Linked DNA regions of Homo sapiens: regions 1 and 2 are each linked to region 3. Evidence: chromatin loops called from intact Hi-C (ENCODE). Cell type or tissue: heart left ventricle. All regions are shown on one strand.

Evidence for each region. A loop is a pair of places that touch in the nucleus more often than their neighbours do. Peaks named below come from ENCODE experiments on the same cell type or tissue, not always from the same donor. Only the 100,000 strongest peaks of a DNase experiment are listed, where the experiment ranks them.
Region 1: a loop joins it to region 3, with 2.4 times the contacts of the local background. A loop is called at or near these places in 17 of 110 quality-filtered maps.
Region 2: a loop joins it to region 3, with 3 times the contacts of the local background. A loop is called at or near these places in 16 of 110 quality-filtered maps.

Annotation. Positions count from the first base shown.
Region 1 is chr15:84,712,528-84,720,527 of GRCh38, reverse strand. SEC11A (SEC11 homolog A, signal peptidase complex subunit) reads left to right here and starts at 4,389. Exons shown (of 6, transcript NM_014300.4): 1 at 4,389-4,503. The coding sequence starts at 4,453. RefSeq lists enhancers at 3,041-3,604, 3,726-3,835, 3,856-3,975, 3,605-4,170, 4,646-4,715 and 1 more. In heart left ventricle, no CTCF peak of the experiment used is centred here; DNase peaks (open chromatin) are centred at 3,637, 4,037 and 4,327; H3K4me3 peaks cover 3,194 bases; H3K27ac peaks cover 2,046 bases.
Region 2 is chr15:84,698,326-84,706,325 of GRCh38, reverse strand. The region is part of intron 1 of SEC11A (SEC11 homolog A, signal peptidase complex subunit); the gene reads left to right. Among named protein-coding and RNA genes, the nearest start is that of SEC11A, 14 kb to the left of the region's middle. In heart left ventricle, no CTCF peak of the experiment used is centred here; no DNase peak of the experiment used is centred here; H3K27ac peaks cover 353 bases.
Region 3 is chr15:84,923,657-84,931,656 of GRCh38, reverse strand. SLC28A1 (solute carrier family 28 member 1) reads right to left here. Exons shown (of 19, transcript NM_004213.5): 12 at 7,547-7,672. Among named protein-coding and RNA genes, the nearest start is that of SLC28A1, 43 kb to the right of the region's middle. RefSeq lists enhancers at 3,531-3,590, 7,003-7,503. In heart left ventricle, a CTCF peak has its summit at 3,273; a DNase peak (open chromatin) is centred at 3,276; H3K27ac peaks cover 1,146 bases.

The DNA of each region.
Region 1 (8,000 bases), 210 kb after region 3:
GATAGAGTCTCTCTTTGTCGCCAAGACTGGAGTGCAGTAGCACAATTATGGCTCACTAAGGGATCAACTTTCAGGACTCAATCGATCCTCCTGACTCAGCCTCCCGAGTAGCTGGAACTACAGGCATGTGTCCCCACACCTGGCTAATTTTTAAAATTTTCTGTAGAGATGAGGCTTCCACTATGTTGCCCAGGTTGGTCTCGAACTCCTGGGCTCGAGTAATCTGCCCACCTTGGCCTCTCAAAGTATTGGGATTACAGGCGTCAGCCACCATGCCCAGCCCCCAACAGCCTTATTTACATGTACTATTTTGTTAAATCCTCAAATGACATAAATTCTTTTCTATTCCTACTTTACACACCAGAAAACTAGGGATTAAAAAATTGCTAACTGAGTTGGGCATGGTGGCATGCGCCTGCAGTCCCAGCTACTTGGGAGGCTGAGTGGGAGGATTGCTTGAGCAATCTAGGCTTCAGTGGTCTAGGCTTCAGTGAAGGGTGATCACATCACTGCACTCCAGCCTGGGTGACAGAGTGAGACTCTGTCTGTAGAAACATTAAATTAAATAAATTTTTTTGGAAAAAGAGTTAACTAATTGGTCCAAGATCAAACAGCTGGCAATTGATCTGTGATTCAAAGCCAAGTGGGTCTAACTTAACTTCTATACTAAGATGCTTCCTTCAGGGGGGCCAGCAGGCTCTCTGTAAAGGAAAATGCCAGACATAACACTGTGATTGACAGGGCCCAAAAGACTTATGTGTCAGAAAGATTGCCATCCCAGTCGGCAGAGAAAATAGCATGTCAGAGTCCCACATTTGGAAAATTGAATTCCTTAGGCTTTATATCAAGTCTGGGATCACCTGTCCTAAATATCTGAATTATTTTCATAAGAGACACCGAGCAGTATAAGAAACCTCATTAAGCCTTTGCAGATCCTCCTAGTTTATATCACTCTCCCCTGGTCCCGTTCCTTTCTCATGCATTCTTTTTTTTTTTAAGACAGAGTCTCACTCCATTGCTCAGGCTGGAATGCAATGGTGTGATCTTGGCTCACTGCAACCTCTGCCCCCCGGGATCAAGCGATTTTCCTGCCTCAGCCTCCGAGTAGCTGGGACTACAGGCACCTGCCACCATGCCTGGCTAAGTTTTGTATTTTTAGTAGAGACGGGGTTTCACCATGTTGGCCAGGCTGGTCTCAAACTCGACCTCAGGTGATCCATCTGCCTCGGCCTCCCAAAGTGCTGGGATTACAGACATGAGCCACCGTGCCTGGCCTAATTTTTAGTTTTAGTAGAGCAGAGGTCTCACTTTGTTGTCCAGGCTGGTCTTGAACTCCTGGGCCAAAGGGATCTTTCCCCCTTGGCTTCTCAAAGTGCTGGGATTACAGGCGTGAGCCACCGTGCCTGGCCTGACACCCTTTTTAAGCTCCCCACAAGCCTCCCCAACTGAACTGACTTTTGCCACATCTGAAACTCCACAGGACTTTACGCCTCTCTTAGGGCTCTTTTCTACACATTACAAGATTGATACTCATTTAAATAGTTGCTGGCGCTCACTTTTAGATTTGAATTCAACATTAATAGGCATAGGCCAAGGGTTCTACTAGCGAGAATTTAGACTAGAACCCATATTTAACATTTATTAACAAATACTTATTGAGTGTCTGCTACATGTCTGGTACTCTTATGGAAGCTGGAGATAAAGGGGTGGACAAGACAATGTCCCTGTCCTCATGGAGTTCACATGTATTTTCTTCCACAAGTCTTCCTAAATTGGATAAATTAGGAATTTTTTTTCAACTCAATAAGTGTGGGGTGCCTAGAGGCAGCAGTTTTTGGAGGTGACAAAAATACACACACACACACACACACACTTTTAAATTCAACAAGTATTTATTGGGTATAACATGTGCTAGGCTATGTGTTCACCACTAGGAATTTAACAGTGAGCCAGACACCAGTGGTTTCTTTTTCTTTCTCATAATAGCTTTATTGTGATATAATACACATACCATACAATTCACCAGTGTAAAGTGTACAATTTAATGGTTTTGAGTATATTCACATAGTTGTAGAACTAGCATCCCCTAAAAGAAACTCCATACCCATTAGCAGCCACTCCCCATTTTCCCCAACTCTCCCAGCCCTAGGCAACCACTGATTTCCATCTCTGTGGATTTGTCTATTCTAGATATTTCACCTAAATGGAATCATGCAATGCTTTGTCTTTTGTGACTGGATCCTTTCACTAAATCTGTTTCAAGGGTCATTCATGTTGTAGTATTTCCTTTTGTTGCCAGATTAATATTCCATTGTACCAGCGGAATTATTAGTACATTATTCCAATATACCACATTTATTTATCCCTTCATTAGTTGATAAACATTTCAGTTATTTCCACTTTTTAGCTATTATGAATAATGCTGCTGTGAACATTCATGTACAAGTTTTTGTGTGGACAAACGTTTTCAATTTTCTTGGGTATATACCTAGCAGTGGAATTGCTGGTTAATATGGTGATTCCATCTTTAACCTTTTTTTGTTTGTGTGTTTTGAGATAGGGTCTCACTTTGTCGCCCAGGTTGGAGTGCAGTGGCACGATCTCGGCTCACCGCAAACTCTGCCTCCTGGGTTCAAGCGATTCTCCTGCCTCAGCCTCCCCAGTAGCTGAGATTACAGGTGCCCACCACCACACCCGCCTAATTTTTGTATCTTTAGTAAAGACGGGTTTTCACCATGTTGGCCAGGCTAGTCTGGAACTCCTGACCTCAGGTGATCTGCCTGCCTCAGCCTCCCAAAGTGCTGGGATTACAGGCATGAGCCACTGCAGACGGCACATCTTTAACCTTTTGAGCAACTGCAGCTATTTCCCAAAGTGGCTGCACCATTTTACATTCCCACCAGCAGTATATGAGGGTTCCAATTTCTTCACATCTTCCCCTAAACTTATTATTATTTGTCTTTTTTATTACAGCCATCCTCCAATAAATTCAAGTTTTTATTTTGGAATGACTTTCCATTTAAAGAATTTCGAGGATACTACAAAGAGTTCCAGTATATCCTTCATTCATCTTTCCCTAATGGGAGAGAAGGATTATTTTGAAAAAAAAAAAAAAAAAAAAAAAAGAGAGAGAAATGATACCAAGTAATCCAGCTTTAGTCTTTGTTGACTGAAGTGCGTATTAGGAGCTTTGGCCAGTCAAAGCAAAAGGTAGCGAAAAGATAGTCACTTCAAGGTGTCCAAGTTAAGAAAACCAGGAGGTAGAATTCAAGGAGACCATGTCAAATCCTGTCAGCAAAGTCAAGGTCAGAAAGGAAGCCACTTCCTAACGACCCACACCACTGGTGGTCTCATCACGCTGTTGCACCATTTGGATGTTTTCTAATTCTCCCGGGCTGTTTTCTCTCCAATTGGACTGTAAACTCCTGGCAGGCTCAGGCAGTGCTCGGAAGGTCTCTCACACGGTCCAACCTTACGCGAAAAGCACTTATTGAAAGCACCTCGATGGCCGGGCGCGGTGGCTCACGACTGTAATCCCAGCACTTTGGGACGCCAAGGCGGGCGGATCACCTGAGCTCAAGAGTTCGAGACCAGCCTGGCCAACATAGTGAAACCCTGTCTCTACTAAAAATACAAAAATTAGCCAGGTTTGGTGGCGCGCGCCTGTAGTCCCAGCTACTTGGGAGCCTGAGGCAGGAGAATCGCCTGAACCCGCGAGGCGGAGGTTGCAGTGAGCTGAGATTGCGCCACTGCACTCCAGCCTGGGCGACACAGTGAGAAAGAAAGGAAAGAGAGAAAGAGAAAGAAAAAGAGAAAGAGACAGACAGACAGAAAGTAAGCAAGCAAGCAAGCAAGCACCTCAACAGAGACAGAGACGTAAAGAAAGAGAGACAGAGACAGAAAGAAAGAAAGCACCTCCTCAGCTTCCCATAGCGCAGGAGACTTGCTCGACCAGAGAACCTACGGTCAGACGACACATCCACTGCCACACCCATACCCAAGCCGGGACGCGGAACCGCTTCTACCCGCCCACACCGGAGAGGTTGCTCGCGATTGGCCGGGCGGGCACAGAGGCCCGCCTTCCGAAGGTGGCAGAGCAGCCTCCCCAACTAAGCCTGGGTCGCCGCCTCGGTGAAGGGCCGCGGGGCCGAGCGCGGGAAGTGGCGTCCAGTCGGTTTTTGGCAGGCGAGAGCCAGAGCGTGAGAACCCTCCCACGGCGAGGCCAAGCCCTGAGACTGGACTAGCAAGGTCGTGAGTCTCTCTGTCAGCTCTCCGCAGCGAAGGGGCGCGGGGGGCGGGGACCGTGCCCGACCGTGCCAGCTCCCGCCCCGGAAGCGGAAGTGCAAGCACTGCGGGGTCCTGTCCAGTGTGAGCCCGACCCGAGCTCCAGTAGTTCCGCCCGCTGGTCATCGCGCCCTTTCCCCTGCCGGTGTCCTGCTCGCCGTCCCCGCCATGCTGTCTCTAGACTTTTTGGACGATGTGCGGCGGATGAACAAGCGGCAGGTGAGCTTGTCCGTCCTCTTTTTCTCCTGGCTCTTCTTGTCCCTTCGAGGCTGCTGCTGCGGGGCCCGGCGGACCCCAGGGTTCTGGTGTGAGGGTCTGAGCTGGTCTGATACCCGGGTCATTCGCTTTCTTTGGAGACTGTGGCCAGAGGCCGCCTTGTCCGCCTCATTATTTTTAACCCCGAACTGATTCAGGGCCTACCGGGGGCGGGGCGGGAAGCGGTGTCTTCACGTTCCATTCCTCCCACTGAGGCAGGGGAGCAAATGGAAACCGTACGCGCTTGAAGTGGGAGTTGGGGTTGCTTATTGTTTTAGTCATTTTAAGGCGGCGGACTCTTGATTTCTCCAGTCGGAGCGACTCCAGGTGGTTTCGGGAGAGACGAGGTTTAGCCGGTTTCTGGGGCGCTCAGGAAGGCGATTGGAGGCCCCACAAAAACCGTTTTGCTGCTTTCAGCTCCTTGCAACCCTTTAGTAGAGCTGAACCGTAGCGGGCTGCACCGACTTTGACTTGGACCACTCTGGGCTCCGAGTTGGAACAGTTACACTACTTGCCCTTGCGTCCGCTTAGCACTAAGGCGGCAGCCCTCGGAATCTATGGTTTTACAGTCCAATATCAGTGCCACGGGGATCTGGAAATGTAGGTCTCCTGATTTTGTCCTTACACTTTACTTTGATCTTCTAGATCGTATGCCAAATAGTACTGAGAATATTGTTGTAATTATTTAGTCCTTAGAAAAGGTTGTTCTGTTTTATCTTTTGCGCCTAGTGTGTCTGTAGAGCCTAGTTTTGCTGCATCGGACTTTTTTTTTGTTTTAAACAGTATTTTACTGTTATGATTATCCTGATGTCACCATTAAGGATTTTTTTTCCTTGGACTTGCATTTTTTGTACTTATAACTGCCACTTAGGGAAGTAGATACACAACCTTTCCTTACTCCCCTTCAGGCCTTAGCTAGCTCAGTGTCAATTCTGTCAGTCAGAATTGAGCATTCTATAAAAATTGCGCAAACGTTACTTTATGTCTTTATGACAACACTTCAAATTTTTACTTGTATAGTGTTGTCTTTTTTTAATCCATATTTGGATTTCTAGATGCCACAGATATTTCTCTGAGGAAAGTATTTATTTTGAGTCTGATATTTATTGTACTCTATGCTAGGTACAATGAGAGAAATGCAAAGATAGTTAAGAAAGACTCGGCCTTCAAGGAGCCTAAATGTGTAGAAAAGGACTAAGGCAAAACAATAACTTTTTTGAGCTCTTGCCATGTGTGAAGCACTTTATACACCTGTAAGGTAGGTAACGTTGTTCTTATTAAACATGAAGAAAATGAGACTTTGTGAGAAGCAATACAGTATAGAAGTTAAGAATATGGACTCTAAAGCTAGATTTCAGAGGTTTGAAGTAGCTCTGCTACTTACTGGCTGTGTGACTTTGAGCAGATTACTTAACCTGTCTGTGCCTATGTTTACTTTTATTGTTGTAAAAAGATATGCAACATAAAATATTCCATTTCAACCGTTTTTACGTGTATACTTCACTGACATTAGTTGCATTCACTATGTTGTGCAAACGTAGGGTCGCTATGAAGATTAAATGAGTTAATTCATATAAAGCCCTCAGAAGAGTGTCTGGCACATGGTGAGTATTGGCTGTACTGTGGTCGATGTCATTGTTAGAGAGCTTTAGTGATTTGCTTAAGACAGAAGGTAGACTGGGTGCGGTGGCTCACGCCTGTAATCCCAGCACTTTGGGAGGCTGAGGCAGGCGGATCACAATGTCAAGAGATTGAGACCATCCTGGCCAACATGGTGAAACCCCCTCTCTACTAAAAATACAGATACTAGCTGGGCCTGTTGGCGCACGCCTGTAGTTCCAGCTACTCAGGAGGCTGAGGCAGGGGAATCGCCTGGGAGGTGGAGATTGCAGTGAGCTGAGATCGTGCCACCGCACTCCAGCCTGGTGACAGAGTGAGACTCCGTCTCAAAAAAAAAAAAAAAAAAAAAAGAAGGTATATGGCAGGATGTGGATTTGATCTCAGGTCTTACTTTAAAGCCTGAACACTTGGATAAAGAAGGATATGACCTGTTCTAGCAGTGGTAGGAAAATTTTGAGAGGTTCCAGTCAGGGCATTACGAACAGCTTCAAGGAGAAACTAGCATTTAAGTTGGATCTTGAAAGACCTTAATAGCTTCATCTTTAACCTGGGTTGGTTAGCATTCCAATAATCAAAAGGGAAGGAATTCACTCAGCACTTGCAAACCTGCTAGATAGGCTCTAAAGCATAGAGATATATAAGGTACTCTTCCTGCTCTAATAAAATGGACAGGAAGAAAGAACAGAAACATGAAGATACAATGAATAGGCTACTCTGCCCTGTGTTTCTCTAATATGGAGTGATTGTGGTTCAGAATTCATTGCATCTAGGACATTCAGGGTTAGTGGAAGTTTAAATGGTAAAATTATCCTCCCTGGCCTCCCAGAGGTTGTTAGGAATGGATAGGAGGGATTGGATAACATGGGGTGAGGGAGAGTTATGAAATGAGATCTTTATCTGTACATAATATCTAGGAGGAAGAATTGACAATACATGTAGATACTGAGAATCAGACGAAAGAGGGAAACTAGAATTTTGTTTTATTCCTCTAAAAGTTGCTATTATTTGCATAACTTCTCTGCTTATACCTAATTACATATTACATATATGTTAAATGTCTGATTGCTTTGAGTTTTTGTTTTTTTTTTCTTATCAGATCCACAGAGGAATACTTTAGTAAATGAACTCCATCCATTTAAAGTGTACCATTTGATAAGTGTTTTTTTTTTTTTTTTGAGACGGAGTCTCACTCTGTTGCCCAGGCTGGAGTGCAGTAGTGCAATCTTGACTCACTGCAAGCTCCACCTCCCAGGTTCACGCCATTCTCCTGCCTCAGCCTCCCAAGTAGCTGGGACTACAGGCACCCGCCACCACACCCGGCTAATTTTTTGTATTTTTAGTAGAGACAGGGTTTCACCATGGTCTTGATCTCCTGACCTTGTGATCCGCCTGCCTCGGCCTTCCAAAATGCTAGGATTACAGGCGTGAGCCACTGCTCCCGGCCGGCCGATAAGTTTTTATACTTACGTATACTGATCACAATCAAGATATAGAACGTATATATCACCTACAAGACCCGTTCTGTCCCACCTCTAATGTGCTTTTTGTCAGTATAGAGGGGTATGCATTTTATATAAATGGAATCATAGAGTATGTATTCTTTGGAGTTTTAATCAGTTTTTAGGCTGGACGCAGTGGCTCATGCCTGTAATCCAGCACTTTGGGAGGCCGAGCAGGTGGATTGCCTGAGCTCAGGAGTTCAAGACCAGCCTGGCCAACATGGTGAAACCCTGTCTCTACTAAAAATACAAAAATTAGCCGAGCATGGTGGTGCGCACCTGTAATCCCAGCTACTCAGGAGGCTGAGGCAGGAGAATTGCTTCAACCTGGGAGGCAGAGGT
Region 2 (8,000 bases), 230 kb after region 3:
GTTCTCTAGAATGAGGAGCCCGAAGTGACCAAGTAGCAGTCTTAACATTCAGTTTAATGGAACCATTATGTCCCTTAATGGATGGATTAAAACCTTTGTGAATTAAAACCTTTAAATCAGGCCAGGTATGGTGGCTCATGCCTGTAATCCTAGTACTTTGGGAGGCTGAGGCAGGTGGATCACCTGAGGTCAGGAGTTCGAGACCAGCCTAGCCAACAAGGTGAAACCCCGTCTCCACTAAAAATAAAAAAATTTTTGGACATTGTGGCGGGCACCTGTATTCCCAGCTACTCAGTAGAGGCAGGAGAATCGCATGAACCCAGGAAGCAGAGGTTGCAGTGAGCTGAGATCGTGCCACTGCACTCCAGCCTGGGTGACAAGAGCAAGACTCCATCTCAAAATAAATAAATAAATAAAACCTTTAAATCAGCAGATTTAAAAGTTGTAAGGATGGGAAGCATAATTTTTTTTTTGATGGAATCTCGCTCTCTTGCCCAGGCTGGAGTGCAGTGGTGCGATCTCGGCTCACTGCAACTTCTGCCTCCTGGGTTCAAGCGGTTCTCCTGCCTCAGTCTCCTGAGTAGCTGGGACTACAGATGCACACCACCACGCCTGGCTAATTTTTGTATTTTTAGTAGAGGCGGGGTTTCACCATGTTGACCAGGCTAGTCTCGAACTCATGACCTCAGGTAATCCACCTGCCTCGGCCTCCCAAAGTGCTGGGATTACAGGTGTGAGCCACTGCGCCTGGTCTGGAAGCAGAAATTTCGCTACCAGATCATTAGGGGTAATAATGAGAGGAGTCACACCCATTCCTATCCTTTAATTCCTGGACTAGTGAATCCTAGCTATAGAAAAAACAGCACCAAATGTTGGTTGTCAGTTCAGATCATATACAACATACTGGAGAACATTAGACATTACCCCAGCCCCACAAAGTGTTGCCACCTAGCTGGTGCCATAACTGCATTCTGAAAAGGCCATTTCTGTCACGCAGAAGACAGTAACTGTAGCAGTAATTGAACAGGGAAAATCTAATATAAGTAACTGTTAACTACTAAAAGATGCTAAACTACTAAAAAGGGATAAAAGAGGACTCTTGGCTGGGCTCAGTGGCTCAGGCCTATAATCCCAGCACTTTGGGAAGCCTGGACAGGAGGATCACTTGAGGCCAGGAGTTCAAGACCAGCCTGGGCAATATAGTGAGACCCCGTCTCTACAAGAAATTAAAGTATTAGCCAGGCGTGGTGGTACTCACCTGTAGTCCTAGCTACTCGGTAGGCTGAGGTGGGAGAATCACTTGAGCCCAGAAGTTTGAGCCTGCAGTGAGCTATGATCATACTACTGTACTCCAGCCTGGGCAACAGAATGAGACCCTTTCTCTTTAAAAAGAGAAAAAAAAAAAGACTCCAGAAGTAGCATATGCAGAAAACAGCTACTATCCTCCAGGATGAGGAAGAGTGAACAAAGAAAGAACTAAGAAAGCACCTTACCCCAAACCCCTCCCAAGCCTGAGATTCAGACCTTTTGGTGAGGGTTTGGCTGCCACAGGAACATGCAACCTATCATGGCAATACCATTTGCCAGAGTACTGACCTGGAGCTGGTTTATAGTCGTGAATTACTGGAAGGTTAAGAAATTTGGCAGAGAGTGAGTGTGGGCTGGAGTCAACCTTGATGGTCCCTGAGGTGAGCACTATCAGGCTTCCAACACACAGACCCACTGGGTATCAGGTGGAATAAAATCATGTTGAAACCAGGAAGGGAAGCCCTCTGTTGCTTTGCAGTGGTCTTTCAATACCCTTTATTAATTAAACCTAACATTAAGCTAGCTGGCGGAGGATTTGTGTTTATAGGATTCAGCTTGAGTAACACAAGGAAGGAGGGTGGATTTGGAGTTGAGAGACAATAAATCGAAAACTGGCCTACTATTCTATTATTTCAGGCCAGCTACTTCAAGGTGATGAGGGACATAGTAAGACTAGTGAATTCCATGACTGCTTGTCCACTGCTGTGTTTTAGTTGCTATAAAGTAAGTCCCCCTGTCAGAAGCAATGTTGTATGGGATACCACAATGAGGAATAAGGCATTCTGTAAGATCATGGATGGTGCTTTTTGACAGAAATACTAAGGACAAGGAAGACCAATCTATATCCGGAGTTTACTCTAGCAAGAAGAAATTGCTGTTCCTTTCATGATTGAAATGATCCAGTATGATCAGCGTGCCATCAGGATTGGTGGCAGTGTTGGTTTTTTGCGGTTGGCAGGGTAGTCACTCAGTGTTGGCTAGAACCTAATAGGTCTTGGTGAGTGGAAGTCCATGTTGCTAACCTTTATCTTGGCTGCTGCAGCCACTTTGGTCATGAGTCCGTTGGGTAAGACAGGTGGCTGGGGAAATAGGCTGACTGACATCCACAGAAGAAGTCATTTTTGTTCACCTGATTATTAAGAGCTTCTGCTGAGGTAATTCTGTGATGAGCACTTATATGGCACACAATTATCTTCATATTCTATATACGTATTTGGAGTGCTCCATCCACATATCTCTTCCTCAGACTTCTTGTCTCAACTTTCCAGTGATGTCCCCTCCAAGTCGCTGTCCATCCAGCCAAACTGCTAGTCATTTTTGAATCAATGTAAATCTACATCTGTAGTCATCTCTCCATCCAGGCAAAATGAACAACTGCTGTATCGCTTGAAGCTGCCCATTGGGAGGATTTCTCTTCCTCACAATCCTTCATGATCAACCCTGCATGAGATTGTAATGCTATAGCTGTCTGCTTTCAGTTAGTGCTAGAGGGTTTATGTTGAACCATCACAAATCAGGCCTAAAGTGTTCCTTAGTCAGCTGTCAGAGGGAGCTCCTCATGAGGCAGTAAATGCAAGATGAGAGAGGAAGCAGGGTAGCATCGTTAGGAGCCATGGGTATCTGAGTCACTTGCTCATATTTACTTGTGTCTTCAAGACATGCTTGAGCCCAGTCTTCTGTATACCACTTACACTTAATGATGGAGTACTTACTGCTGTGCATGCCCTATTTTTTGGCTTGGTGAATCTGACAGCGTCCAGGCATCCGGTGCATGTCAGGGAGTTCAGGTCACATGGTAACTTGGCCCATGGTCAAGTTGTTAGTCTCTACAAGAACTCAGTAGCAAACAAAAAGCTGTTACTCAAGAGGAGAATAATTCTCCAAAGGACAGTATAGCTTTGTCCCCAATCCCAAAGGTCTTGCCTGTCATTTACTTATAAAGGACTGCTGATGGCTCCATATAGCATCCCTATCCATTACAGACACACCAGTCATCATGAAATCTTCTGAGTCACGTGGGTACTACTGTAATCCCAGGTACTAGTACAGCTTTCAAAGCTTGGACCTGTTGCGGAACCTTACTTAAAACTGGCTTAAAATGGGCTTACTAAATAAATAGAGTAAGTTGGGGAGTATTCACTTTTCTGCAATTTTCTGGAAGAGTTAGTGTGTAGAATTGTTAGAATTGTTTTCCTTAAATGTCTGGTGGAATTTGCCAGTGAATACCATCTGAGCCTGGAGTTTTCTTTGTGGGAAGATTTTAAATCCATAAATTCAAATTATATGTAGGTCTATTCAGGTTGTCTATTTCTTCTTGAGTGAATTTTGGTAGTTGGTATCAAGGAATTGACTTACTTCATCAAAGTTGTCTAATATGTAAAGTTGTGTAATATATTGGTATAAATATATTTATAAACTGGGCACTGTTGCTTGTGTCTATAATCTCAGCTGCTCAGGAGGCTGAGGCAGGACGATTGTTGAGCCCAGGAGTTTGAAACCAGCCTGGGCAACATAGCAAGACCTCATCTCTAAAATTTTTTTTTTTTTTTTTGAGACGGAGTTTCGCTTTTGCTGCCCAGGCTGGAGTGCAGTGGTGCATGCGATCTTGGCTCACTGTTGCAGTGAGCCTCCCGGGTTCAAGTGATTCTCCTGCCTCAGCCTCCCGAGTAGCTGGGATTACGGGTGCCCGCCACCACGCCCAGCTAATTTTTGTATTTTTAGTAGAGATGGGGTTTCACCATGTTGGCCAGGCTGGTCTCAAACTCCTGATCTCAGGTGATCCGCCTACCTCGGCCTCCCAAAGTGCTGGGATTACAGGTGTGAGCCACTGCGCCCAGCCAAAAATTTTTGAAAAAATTAGCCGGGTTATTAGTTGCAGAAATGTTTAGAATTTTTACATTCTCATGATGAACTTACCTCCCTATTATTATTATTATTATTATCATTGTTATTGAGACAGACTCTCGCTGTGTCTCCAGGCTGGAGTGCAGTGGCACGATCTCGGTTCACTGCCACCTCCGCCTCCCGGGTTCAAGCAATTCTCCTGCCTCAGCCTCCCAAGTAGCTGGGACTACAGCCGCACGCCACCACACCCAGCTAATTTGTGTATTTTTAGTGAAGATGGGGTTTCACCATGTTGGCCAGGATGGTCTCGATCTCTTGACCTGTGATCCGCCCACCTTGGCCTCCCAATGTGCTGGGATTACAGGTGTGAGCCACTGTGCCCGGCCAAAATCTACTTTGTATGATATTAATGCAACCACTCCAGCTTGCTTTTTTTTTCTTCAATTTTCTTTTGATTAATGTAAGCATGATATGTGTTTTTCTCTTTTTTTCTTTCACAATATTTGTGTCTTTATATTTAAAGTGCATTTTTTGTAGGCAGCATATAATTGAACGTTGTTTTATTTATCCAAGTGGACAATATTTAACTTCTAAGTATAGTATTTAGATCATTTACATTTTTTTTTCTTGAAACGGAGTCTTGCTTTGTTGCCCAGGCTGGAGTGCAGTGGCATGATCTCAATAAGTATAAAATATAAGTATCTATTATGCCTGTAATCCCAGCTACTTGGGAGGCTGAGGCAGGAGAATTGCTTGAACCCGGGAGGTGGAGGTTGCAGTGAGCTGGGATCATGCCATTGCACTCCACCCTAGGCAACAAGAGCAAAACTCCATCTCAAAAAAAAAATTATTATTATTATTGTTATTGAGATGGAGTCTTGCTATGTTGCCCAGGCTGGTCTCAAACTCATAGGCTCAAGTGATCCTCCCACTACAGCCTCTTGCTGAGTAGCTGGGACTATAAGTGCATGCCACCATGCCTGGCTCAGTCTTTTTTTTTTTTTTTTTCCTATTTGCTTTTTCATTTGAGATAATTTCTATTGTTATGACTTCAAGTTTGCTAAACTTTTCTTCTGAGGTGCCTAGTCAGCTGTTATTTTCACCTGTCTGCTGTTTATTTCAGACATTGTTATTTTTTGTCTCTAGAAGTTTGATTTAGGTCTTGGATTTTTTTTTTTTTTTTTTTTTTGATATGGAGTTTCGCTCTTGTTGCCCAGGTAGGAGTACATGCAATGGCGTGATGTCGGCTTACTGCAACCTCTGCCTTCCGGGTTCAAGTGACTCTGCTACCTCAGCCTCCCTAGTAGCTGGGATTACAGGCATGCGCCACCACGCCTGGCTAATTTTGTATTTTTAGTAGAGACAGAGTTTCTCCATGTTGGTCAGGCTGGTCTCAAATTCCCAACCTCAGGTTATCTGCCTGCCTCGGCTTCCCAAAGTGCTGGGATTACAGGTGTGAGCCACCGCGCCTGGCCTCTGGATATTTTTTCTATCATCCACATCTCTACTTAATGTGCTAACTTTTCCCCTACCTTTTTTTTTTTTTTTTTTTTTTTTTTTTTTTTTTTTTTTTTTTTTTTGAGACAGAGTCTTCCTCTGTCACCCAGGCTCGAATGCAGTGGTGTGATCTCGGCTCACTGCAACCTCCACCTCCTGGGTTCAAGCAATTCTCCTGCCTCAGCCTCCTGATTAGCTAGGACTACAGGCATGCGCCACCATGCCCGGCTAATTTTTGTATTTTTAGTAGAGATGGGATTTTACCATGTTGGCCAGGCCAGTCTAGAACTCCTGACCATGTGATCTGCCCGCCTTGGCCTCCTAAAGTTCTGGGATTACAGGCATAAGCCACCTCGCCCAGCAAATATCCCTTTCTACTAATCCTATAATTTCTGCCATTTCTGGGTCTGTTTCTGTTTATTGATTTTTCTCATTATAGGTCATATTTTCTTGCCTCTTTGCATGTCTGGTAGTTTTTTATTGGTTGCCAGACTTTGTGAATTTTACCTTTTTGGGTGCTGGATATGTTTGGATTTGCATAAATATTCTTGAGCTTTATTCTGGGTTACAGGCAAGTTAGTTGGAAACAGTTTGGTCTTCTCAAGCTCTTGTGAAGCTTTGTTAGATGGATCCAGAGCGGCCTTTAGTCTGTGGCTAATTTTGCACTACAAGTGAGTAATACCTTTCTGAGTACTCTAATCCAAAGCCCCGTGAAGATTTCCACTCTGTCTGGTGGAAACAAACTATTCTTACGCCATAAGAGCTGTGAGAATTGTTCCATCCGCTGCTTTTAGATGGTTGTTTTTCCATCCTCAGGAGTCCCCTCACATGCATGCACTGATCATTGCTTTTGCCTCCCTGAACTCCCAGTTCTTTTTTTTGTGTGTGTGTGTCTTTGTTTTTTTCTTTTTCCGTGGAGAACGGGGATCTTGCTGTATTGCCCAGGCAGGTCTTGAACTCCTGGGCTCAAGCTATCCTCCTGCCTCTGCCTCCCTAAGAGCTGGGATTACAGGCATGAGCCACCGTGCCTGGCTGAACTCCCCAGTTCTTTATCCTCAAGTCAGGGAGACTGCTAGGCTCTGTCTGCATTTCTCCTTTGCCCTGTGGTCTGGAAATTCTCCGATCTATAAGTTGAGGCAGTTGTAGGTCTCACCTTCTTTGTTTCCCCTTTCTAAGTAATCACAGTCCTTACTACCTGAACACAGTCATATAGCCAATGTCCGAAAACCCTTGTTTCATATATTTTGTCCAGTGTTTTAGTTATTTCAGGCAGGAAGGTAAATTTGGTCTCTTTAACTCATTTTGGCTAGAACAGCATATTTTGTTTTTTTTGTTTCCTGGTTTTTTTTTTTTTTTTTTTGGAGACAAGAGTCTTGCTCTGTTGCCCAGGCTGGAGTGCAGTGGTGTGATCTCAGCTCACTGCAACCTCTGCCTCCCAGGTTCAAGTCATCCTCCCACCTCAACCTCCCGAGCAGCTGGGACCACAGGCACGTGCCACCACGCCTGGCTAAATTTTGTATTTTTGGTAGAGATGGGGTTTCGCCATGTTGGCCAGGCTGGTCTCAAACTCCTGGCCTCAAGTGATCTGCCCTCCTTGGCCTCGCAAAGTGCTGGGAGTATAGGCATGAGCCACCACTCCTGGCCAGGACAGCATATTTTGGAAATTCACCTATGTTGCATGTGTCAATAGTTAATTCCTTTGTATTCCTGAGTAGTATTCCATTTTGTGGAAATACTACGATTTATGTACGGGTTGAGTATCTGTTATCTGAAATGCTTGGGGCCAGAAGTATTTTGGACTTTTTTTTTATTTTGGAATACTTCTATTTGCATTTTACCGGTTGAACATCCCAAATCTGAAATATCCAAAATCCAAAATGTTCCAGTGAGCCTGAATTCATCTGTTGATGGGCATTTGAGTTATTTCCGGTTTGAGGCTATTATGAGGGAAGCTGCTGTACATGTGTTTGTATATGTTAAATGTGTTTTCACTTGTCAGATTTTAAAAGATTTAACAGATTTTTAAAGTGAAAATTGTTTTAATGATGGTATGCTTATTTAGACTATTAGGAATTTAAAAAATTATCATTTAAGATTCATTCCAGGTCCTGCATTGATTTTATTGGGTCACAATAATAGTGTCCATTTGAAGATATTTCAATTTTTTCAGCACCGTCAATTTCACTTCTAGCTGCTATCAGTATACCTTCTGTAATATCTAGCTTCTGATTTCTCCTTTCATGAGTTAGAAAGCAGGAGAATTGTGATTATGGATTAATGAGTCCCTTAATTTGAGGTCTTAAGATAAATGGAATTTAAGACTTAGGCCAACTGCTATTTTGTAGCTCTAA
Region 3 (8,000 bases):
TTTTTGAGATGGAGTCTCACTCTGTCGCCCAGTCTGGAGTGTAGTGGCGCCATCTTGGCTCACTGCAAACTCTACCTCCCAGGTTCACACCATTCTCCTGCCTCAGCCTCCCAAGTAGCTGGGACTACAGGCGCCCACCACCACGCCCAGCTAATTTTTTTTTTTTGTATTTTCAGTAAAGACGGGGTTTCACTGTGTTAGCCAGGATGGTCTCAATCTCCTGACCTTGTGATCTGCCTGCCTTGGCCTCCCAAAGTGCTGGGATTACAGGTGTTTTGGTATCTCTCAAAATGTCCACAACAATATTTTTTTTAATAAACAAAAAGCAAAATAGATGTTTCTTCTTAAAGTTTGTAATAAGCCAACTGCATTCTAAAGTGTTAAATAAAAATAAAAAGGAGGAGGGAGGTAAGTTGAAGACAGACACTCAGGCTGATAAAAGCAGAGGGCAGGCCAGGCACAGTGGCTCACGCCTGTAATCCCAGCATTTTGGGAGGCCAAGGCGGGCAGATCACTTGAGGTCAGGAGTTTGAGACCAGCCTAGCCAACATGGTGAAACCCCATCTCTACTAAGAATACAAAAATTAGGCCGGGCGTGGGGCTCACACCTGTTATCCTAGCACTTTGGGAGGCCGAGGTGGGAGGATCACAAGGTCAGGAGTTCGAGACCAGTCTGGCCAACTTAGTGAAACCCCCATCTCTAATAAAAATAGAGAAAAATTATCCGGGTGTGGTGGTGTGTGCCTGTAATCCCAGCTACTCGGGAGGCTGAGGCAGGAGAATCACTTAAACCCAGGAGGCGGAGGTTGCAATGAGCCGAGATCGCACTATTGCACTCCAGCCCAGGCAATAGTGCGAGACTCCATCTCAAAAAAAAACAAAAATTAGCCTGGTGTGGTGGTGGGTGCCTGTAATCCTAGCTATTTGGGAGGCTGAGGCACGAGAATGGGTAGAACCCAGGAGGCAGAGGTTGCAGTGAGCTGAGCACTCCAGCCCGGGCGACAGAGTGAGACTCCATCTCAAAAAAAAAAAAAAAAAAAAAGCAGAGGGCAGATCGTGGGCACCCCTCATTACCATCTCAGGGAAGTGCCAGGCCTGCTGCTGAGAAGCCAGGCTGGAGACCCTCTCAGGCTCTGAATCCCAGGTATTGTGTCCTTCTTCTTTTTCTAAACCCCAGTTGTTTCTTTTTAAAGATCGACAAAACTTCTTAAAATGTGAACAAGAATTGGCAGCAGCCTGATACCTCCCCAGGGCCCTGTGTGGACACTGGGTGTGCAAGCCTGGGCCCCTGCCCCTTGCTGGATGAAACCCACTTGGGGCAGGTGTCCTCTCTGGACTTTCTGGGCTGGGCTTTGGGACTTCCCCTGCTTCCTCCTCAGTTGCTCAGCCCCAGCTGGGATGGTGCCACACCTGGAATCTTGGGATTTTCCCTCCACCAGGCAGGACCCTGACCCTTCCTCTGACTTGTAGATTACATCTGGTTTGTAAACCTGAGTCACGGCAGAGAACACACCCTGCAGTTGTCACATTCCTGCACACTGTCCCCTGGGTGACCCAGTTGTGGTCACAGCCTCAAATGCTGCAGTTGCTAGTTTCCAGCTCATCATGGAAAGGGCTGAGTCCTGCACAGGCAGGGCTCCCTGGGCACTGGGCCAGCCCACACCCACCTCCCCACTGCCAGCTACTCTGCAGGGCTGTGACATTCCCCAGCCCTGCCTCCCAGGCACCTGGTCAGGAGAGCCTTCCATCCTAGCATCCCAGGGCCCACGCCTGCCCATAACCCTTCTCTCTCTGACCCAAAGGGTCTCGCTCTGTCACCCAGGCTGGAGTGTAATGGCATGATCATGGCTCACTATAGCCTTGACCTCCTGGGCTCAAGTGATCCTCCCACTTCAGCCTCCCCAGTACCTGGGACTATAGATGTGTGCCACCATGCCCAAGTAATTTTTTATTTTTTAAATTTTTTGTGGAGATAGGGGTCTCCCTATGTTGCCCATGCTGGTCTCAAGCTCCTGGTCTCAGCCATCCTCCTGCCTTGGCCTCCCAAAGTACTGAAATGACAGGCATGAGCCACTGCACCCAGCCTAGAAGCCACATTTTTTTTTTTTTTTTTGAAACAGAGTCTTGCTGTGTTGCTCAGGCTGGAGTGCAATGGGGCGATCTCGGCTCACTGCAACCTCTGCCTCCCGGGTTCAAGCAATTCTCCCACCTCAGACTCCTGAGTAGCTGGGGTTACAGGCACCTGACATCATACCTGGCTAATTTTTGTATTTTTGTAGAGACAGGGTTTCTCCATGTTGCCCAGGCTGGTCTTGAACTCCTGACCTCAGGTGATCCACCCGCCTCGGCCTCCCAAAGTGCTGGAATTACAGGTGTGAGCCACCGCGCCCGGCCATAGCCACATTTTAAAAAGGAAAAAGAAATAGGTTAAATTAATTTTAATAATGTCTTATTTAACTCAATATATCCAAAATATTTTCTTTCCACCCATGTAATCAATATAAAACTATCAATATGGATGACAAAATAAAAATTTAAAATTAATAAAACATCTTAAAAGTTTTTCAATACGACTAGCCTCATTTCAAGTGCTCAATAGCTATGTGTGTTTGGTGGCTACTGTACTGGACCGTGGAGATCTAGAAATATCCAGATATTAGCAATAGGAGGGATGTGCGGAGAAGGGAGCCAGAGATTGAGCAACAAAGTGGTTTTAAGAATCTGGGAGCTTGGAGGCTGGGCGCAGTGGCTCATGCCTGTAATCCCAGCAGTTTGGGAGGCCGAGGCGGGTGGATCACCTGAGGTGAGGAGTTCAAGGCCAGCCTGGCCAACATGGTGAAACCCTGTCTCTACTAAAAATACACAAATTAGCTGGGTTGGTGGCGCATGCCTGTAATCCCAGCTACTTGGGAGGCTGAGGCAGGAGAATTGCTTGAACCTGGGAGGTGGAGGTTGTAGTGAGCCGAGATTGAGCCACTGCACTCCAGCCTGGGCGACAGAGGGAGACTCTGTCTCAAAAAAAAAGAAAGAAAGAAAGAAAAGAAAGAAAGAAAAGAAAGAAAGAAAGAAAGAAAGAAAGAAAGAAAGAAAGAAAGAAAGAAAGAAAGAAAGAAAGAAAGAAAGAAAGAACGAACGAACCTGGGAGCTTGAAGGAAAGGGCAAGAGAGACCTTTCTGGGATTCAGAGGCTGAGGGCAGAGCCAAAGATACTGAGGAACTGACTGGGGAAGGAAGTTAGAGGGCGTGCAGTACAGGGCTGGTGCAGTGACTGTCATGAGCCAGGTGGGGGCAAAAGAGAGCTGCTCTGGAGAAAAGACTGGGGCAGACCCAGAGATTGAAGGGAAGGAAGGTTTGTTTGTTAGGTGCTTTTCCTCTGGGCCAGCTATAGTTGTAGTCTGGGGCTTTCAAACCAGAGACTGTAAAATGGAGGCTCAAGGGCACCTAGGGATGATCCTGGCTGCCTCTGCCCATTCTGTGCAGCTAAAGGGAAGTGGGTACCCAGGCCCTGTCAATGGGGAAGCCAGACTGCCCAGGGCTGGGCCTGGACTTTTGCCTGAGAAAGGGAAGAAAAGAGGGCTGAGTTTTAAGCCAGATTGTGGAAATGGGCGAGCATTCTTCCAGTGTTTAAGTTCTAAGTAATGACTAGGAGGAACACCAGCGTTATTCTTTTCGTTGTCTAAGGGGACCAGAACAAGGTTAAGACATTTAAAGCCCTAAGTTCTGAAAATATTATGGCATCCCCCTCCCCCAATATCCTGCCATGAAAAAAAGTTTCAGGAACAAAGTTTTGGGTTTCCATTTTTGAAATATCAAATTCCTTCTGCTGGGACTCTTAAAACAAAACCTAGAATAAAGGGCTCAGAAGTAGCCTCAGAAGAAGTTTTTCTGTCCTGCCCTCCCATTTATCAGTCCAATTCTCCTTCAAGGCTAGCCATAAAAACTAGAATTCCCCTTCTCCAAGGCAGGGCACGGAGACCAGAAGCCCTTTTCCCCAAAGCCAGCCATAAAGCCTAAAAACATTGCTTTAACTTCCCTCTGCCTTTCTGGGTAAAAAGTGGCAATAAAGAAATTATCTGACCTACTTTGTTTGAGTGTAGGTCATAAGACCCCCCCTTCCAGAGAGGATCTTGCCCCATACCCAGAAGGAAAAAATGCTCAGAGAGCCCAAGAAGAGTCTACACAGACAGGCTTTGCTGTTTTTCCTCCACTCAGTCGATTAGTATTAGATCACACTCTGTTTGTCCAATTCTATTTCTATGTGGCTATCCATACTTTGTTGAACCTGAGCGTAAAAATGGACAATTTTCCCTGTATCTTTGGGTCTTCCTTCTGAAGGCCCCCGTGTGTATGCATTAAATAAATTTGTGTGCCTTTCTCCTGTTAATCTCCCTTTTGTGAGCTGATTTTTCAGTGAACCTTCAGAGGACGTAGGGGAAATTTTCCCTTGGCCTCCACACTTCCAAAAACAATTGGTGGTGGGGTGGGTGGGTGCACCAGTTTTAATGAGCCCTTTTCTAGGCCTCAGCAAGACAGGTGCAAACCAGATGACAGTCTCTAGAATTCTAGATGGGAGGGTACCAGGCCAGAAACCAAAGCCCCTGAGCCCAAGGGGACTTCTTGAAAAGTCACGCAACAGCTGGCCCTGCCCAGACAGCTCTGTGGCATGTAGAGCTGAGCTTATTGGTGTGGTCCAGGCATCCGGAGTGAAGGAGAGATGGAGGGGCAGGCTGGCTGTTTGTTCACCCATCTCTCATCATCCCCAGGGACAGAGATGAGAGAGACAGGTGGAATTTGGGATTAAAGAAGGGGACAATGTAGGTCATTTTCTGGTCACCGCCTACCACCACCCCCCCCCTCCCCCCACCCCCCACACAGCATCCAGAGAGCCTGGGGCAGGGGCAGAGAGCCAGAAGGCAGGGCAGGGTCAATCTCCAAATCAGCACATACAGGCCACCTCACTCTCATGCTGAATGCTACCACCTTGTGTGGGGCAACTTACCCAGCTTATGACTGTACTGCTGGGCATTTAGGCTGTCCAGTTTTCTTGCTTTTGCAAATGTTGGAATTTTGCATTTCTTGAACACTTGTGAGAATATCCCTATATCACAATTTTTCTAGCTGGATCAAAGGGAAAGAATATTTTTAAAGTGATTGAAGCTGGATGCAATGGCTCATGCCTGTAATCCTAATATTTTGGGAGGCCAAGGCAGGAGGATTGCTTGAGCCCAGGAGTTCAAGACCAGCCTGAGCAACATAGCAAGATCCCGTCTCTACCAAAAAAAAAAAAAAAAAATAGCCAGGGGTGGTGGCGCACGTATGTAGTCCCAGCTACTCAGGAGGCTGAGGTGGGAGAATTGCTTGAGTCCAGGAGTTTGAGGCTATGGTGAGCTGTAATTGCACCACTGTGCTCCAGCTTGAGTAACAGAGGGAAACTCTGTCTCTCTCTATATAAATACATGTTGGTGTCATGTGGGGAGTTAAAAAACAAAAAATAAATATTTTTAATTGCTCTATATAATAAAATACAATATTTTATTATATAAATAAAAAAATTAAAAGTGATATATGATAAAATAATAAAATATTATATATAGAATAAAATAAAAAAACAAAATATTATATATAGAATAAAATAAATAAAAAATAAATAGACTGATAGGCCTTCACCAAAAAAGGTTACAGTAAATTAAACTGTTACCATGAGTGGGTGAGTACCACACACTTGCCATTTGGGGGCACGTAAAGGGTTTCATATCACTTAGAAGAAAGATAAGTTATTATCGTCTTAATTCCTTTGAACATCAGTGAGCTTGAATATCTTTTTATAATTTGTGAACTATTTTCTCCTGATCAATGATTCTCAACTTTTATTAAAAAAAAAAGAGAGAGAAAGTATGTGAGTACTCAGGTGTATATACCTAAAAGCCTACTTACACAGAAAGATTTGGAATGACATTTTAGGTCAGTGGTCTCAAATTGGGCGGGCATCAGAATCACCTGTGAGGCCTGTTGCAACGCAGTATGCTGGTTCCACCCCCATCATTTCTTTTCTTTTTTTGAAACACAGTCTCACTCTGTTGCCCAGGCTACTGTGCAGTGGTGCGATCTCAGTTCACTGCAACCTCCGCCTCCCAGTTTCAAGTGATTCTCCTGCTTCAGCCTCCCAAATAGCTAGGATTACAAGCACCCACCACCACGGCCAGCTATTTTTTTGTATTTTTAGTAGAGATGAGATTTCACCATGTTGGCCGGGCTGCTCTCAAATTCCTGACCTCAGATGATCCACCCGCCTTGGCATCCCCCATCGTTTCTGATTCAGCAGGTCTAGGGTGGGCCCAAGAATTTGCATTTCTAACAAGTTCGCAGGTGATGCTGACAATGCTGGTCCATGGACCCCACTTTCAGAATAGCTGTTCTACGCTATTAAAAGCAATTACCAGGCCAGGCACCGTGGCTCATGCCTGTAATACCAGCACTTTGGGAGGCTGAGGTGGGCAGATCACAAGGTCAGGAGATCGAGACCATCCTGGCCAACATGGTGAAACCCTGTCTCTACTAAAAATACAAAAAAAAAAAAAAAAAAAAAAAAACTAGCTGGGCGCGGTGGGGCGTGCCTGTAATCCTAGCTACTCAGGACGCTGAGGCAGGAGAAACGCTTGAACCAGGGAGCTAGAGGTTGCAGTCAGCCAAGATTGCGCCACTGCACTCCAGCCTGGCAACAGAGCAAGACTCCGTCTCAAAAACAAACAAACAAAAAAAATTAATAAAAAATAAAATCAGTTACCCATGGGAAGTGGGGTTAAGAAAGAGATTTAAAAACTTATTTGTTTCTGCAATAAGCAAGAATTTCTTTGATCATTAAGGAAATAAAATTGAGACCTTTGAAGATTTGCCTGTGAAAGCACAAATGTGAAAGCATAAGGTGTTTTATGAATGTAAAGCATTATTACCGGGCATTATGTGAGGGATGCATTTGAGAATTTCCCTCTGCCCACCATGCAGTAGCATTGTGATTGCTTTTAGGGCCTAATTCACACCACTGGAATTTGACCTACAAATTCTTTGTGCTGTGTAAACTGCACAGGCAATAATTTAGGAGCAGAGGCAGGACTTGAGCCCAGAGAGAGTGTGGGGAAAGGGAGGAGGGAAGGAGTAGGACGGATCTCTAGGGACAGCCCAGGTGTGAGACTGGAGAAATGAGCACAAATTTTGGAGTCAGACAGATCTGGGTTTGGGCATCTCACTTACTCTGGAGCCTCAATTTTCTCATCTGGAAAATGGGGATATTAAAACACCTAGCATACTGCCTGGTACCTAGCATGCACTCAGTAAATGGAACACCAGGAAGCTTTGCCCCAGGTGGCCATGCGCAAAGCCCGAGCAAATGGTCCAGCCCACTGGGCTCAGGGGAAGCCACTCCTCTTGCCAGCACAGCAGGCCCAAGAGAGAAGATCTGAGGGCTGCTCTGGCCAGGAGCTGTGTGGGGCTCCCACAAAGATGGGCTTCAGGTCCTCAACATAGCCAAGCAGAAGGAGGGCTCTACCTACCCCAAAGGAGATGTAGGCACCCAGCAGGCTGCCAGCAATGGTGGCGTAACCTCCGGTCATGACAACGTGGACTTCAGAGAGTGTCATGTCTGCCAAGTAGGGCCGGATCAGTAATGGAGCCTCGGTCTGCAAACAGGAAAGATGTCAGACAAGCAGGGTGGGGGTGATTGGGCACATCCTCTCCCTTCACAGGTCACAGTGAGCAGCTGGGAGTCCCACGGTAAGAGGCAGCAGGATGGGGTAAGGACCAGGGTCTGTACTTGGCTGAGCTTCTCTGAACCTCAGCATTGCCTACCTCTACAGAAGGACCCCCATCCCTCCCTCCCGGCCTGACAATGCTCCCCTGTGTTGATGTCCTGCCACGTGCCAGGCACCCCGCTAAGCACGTCACCTTTGTTACTCACAACCTTCTGAGATAGAATTGGGTATCTCCGTTTTCCAGGAGAGCAACAGA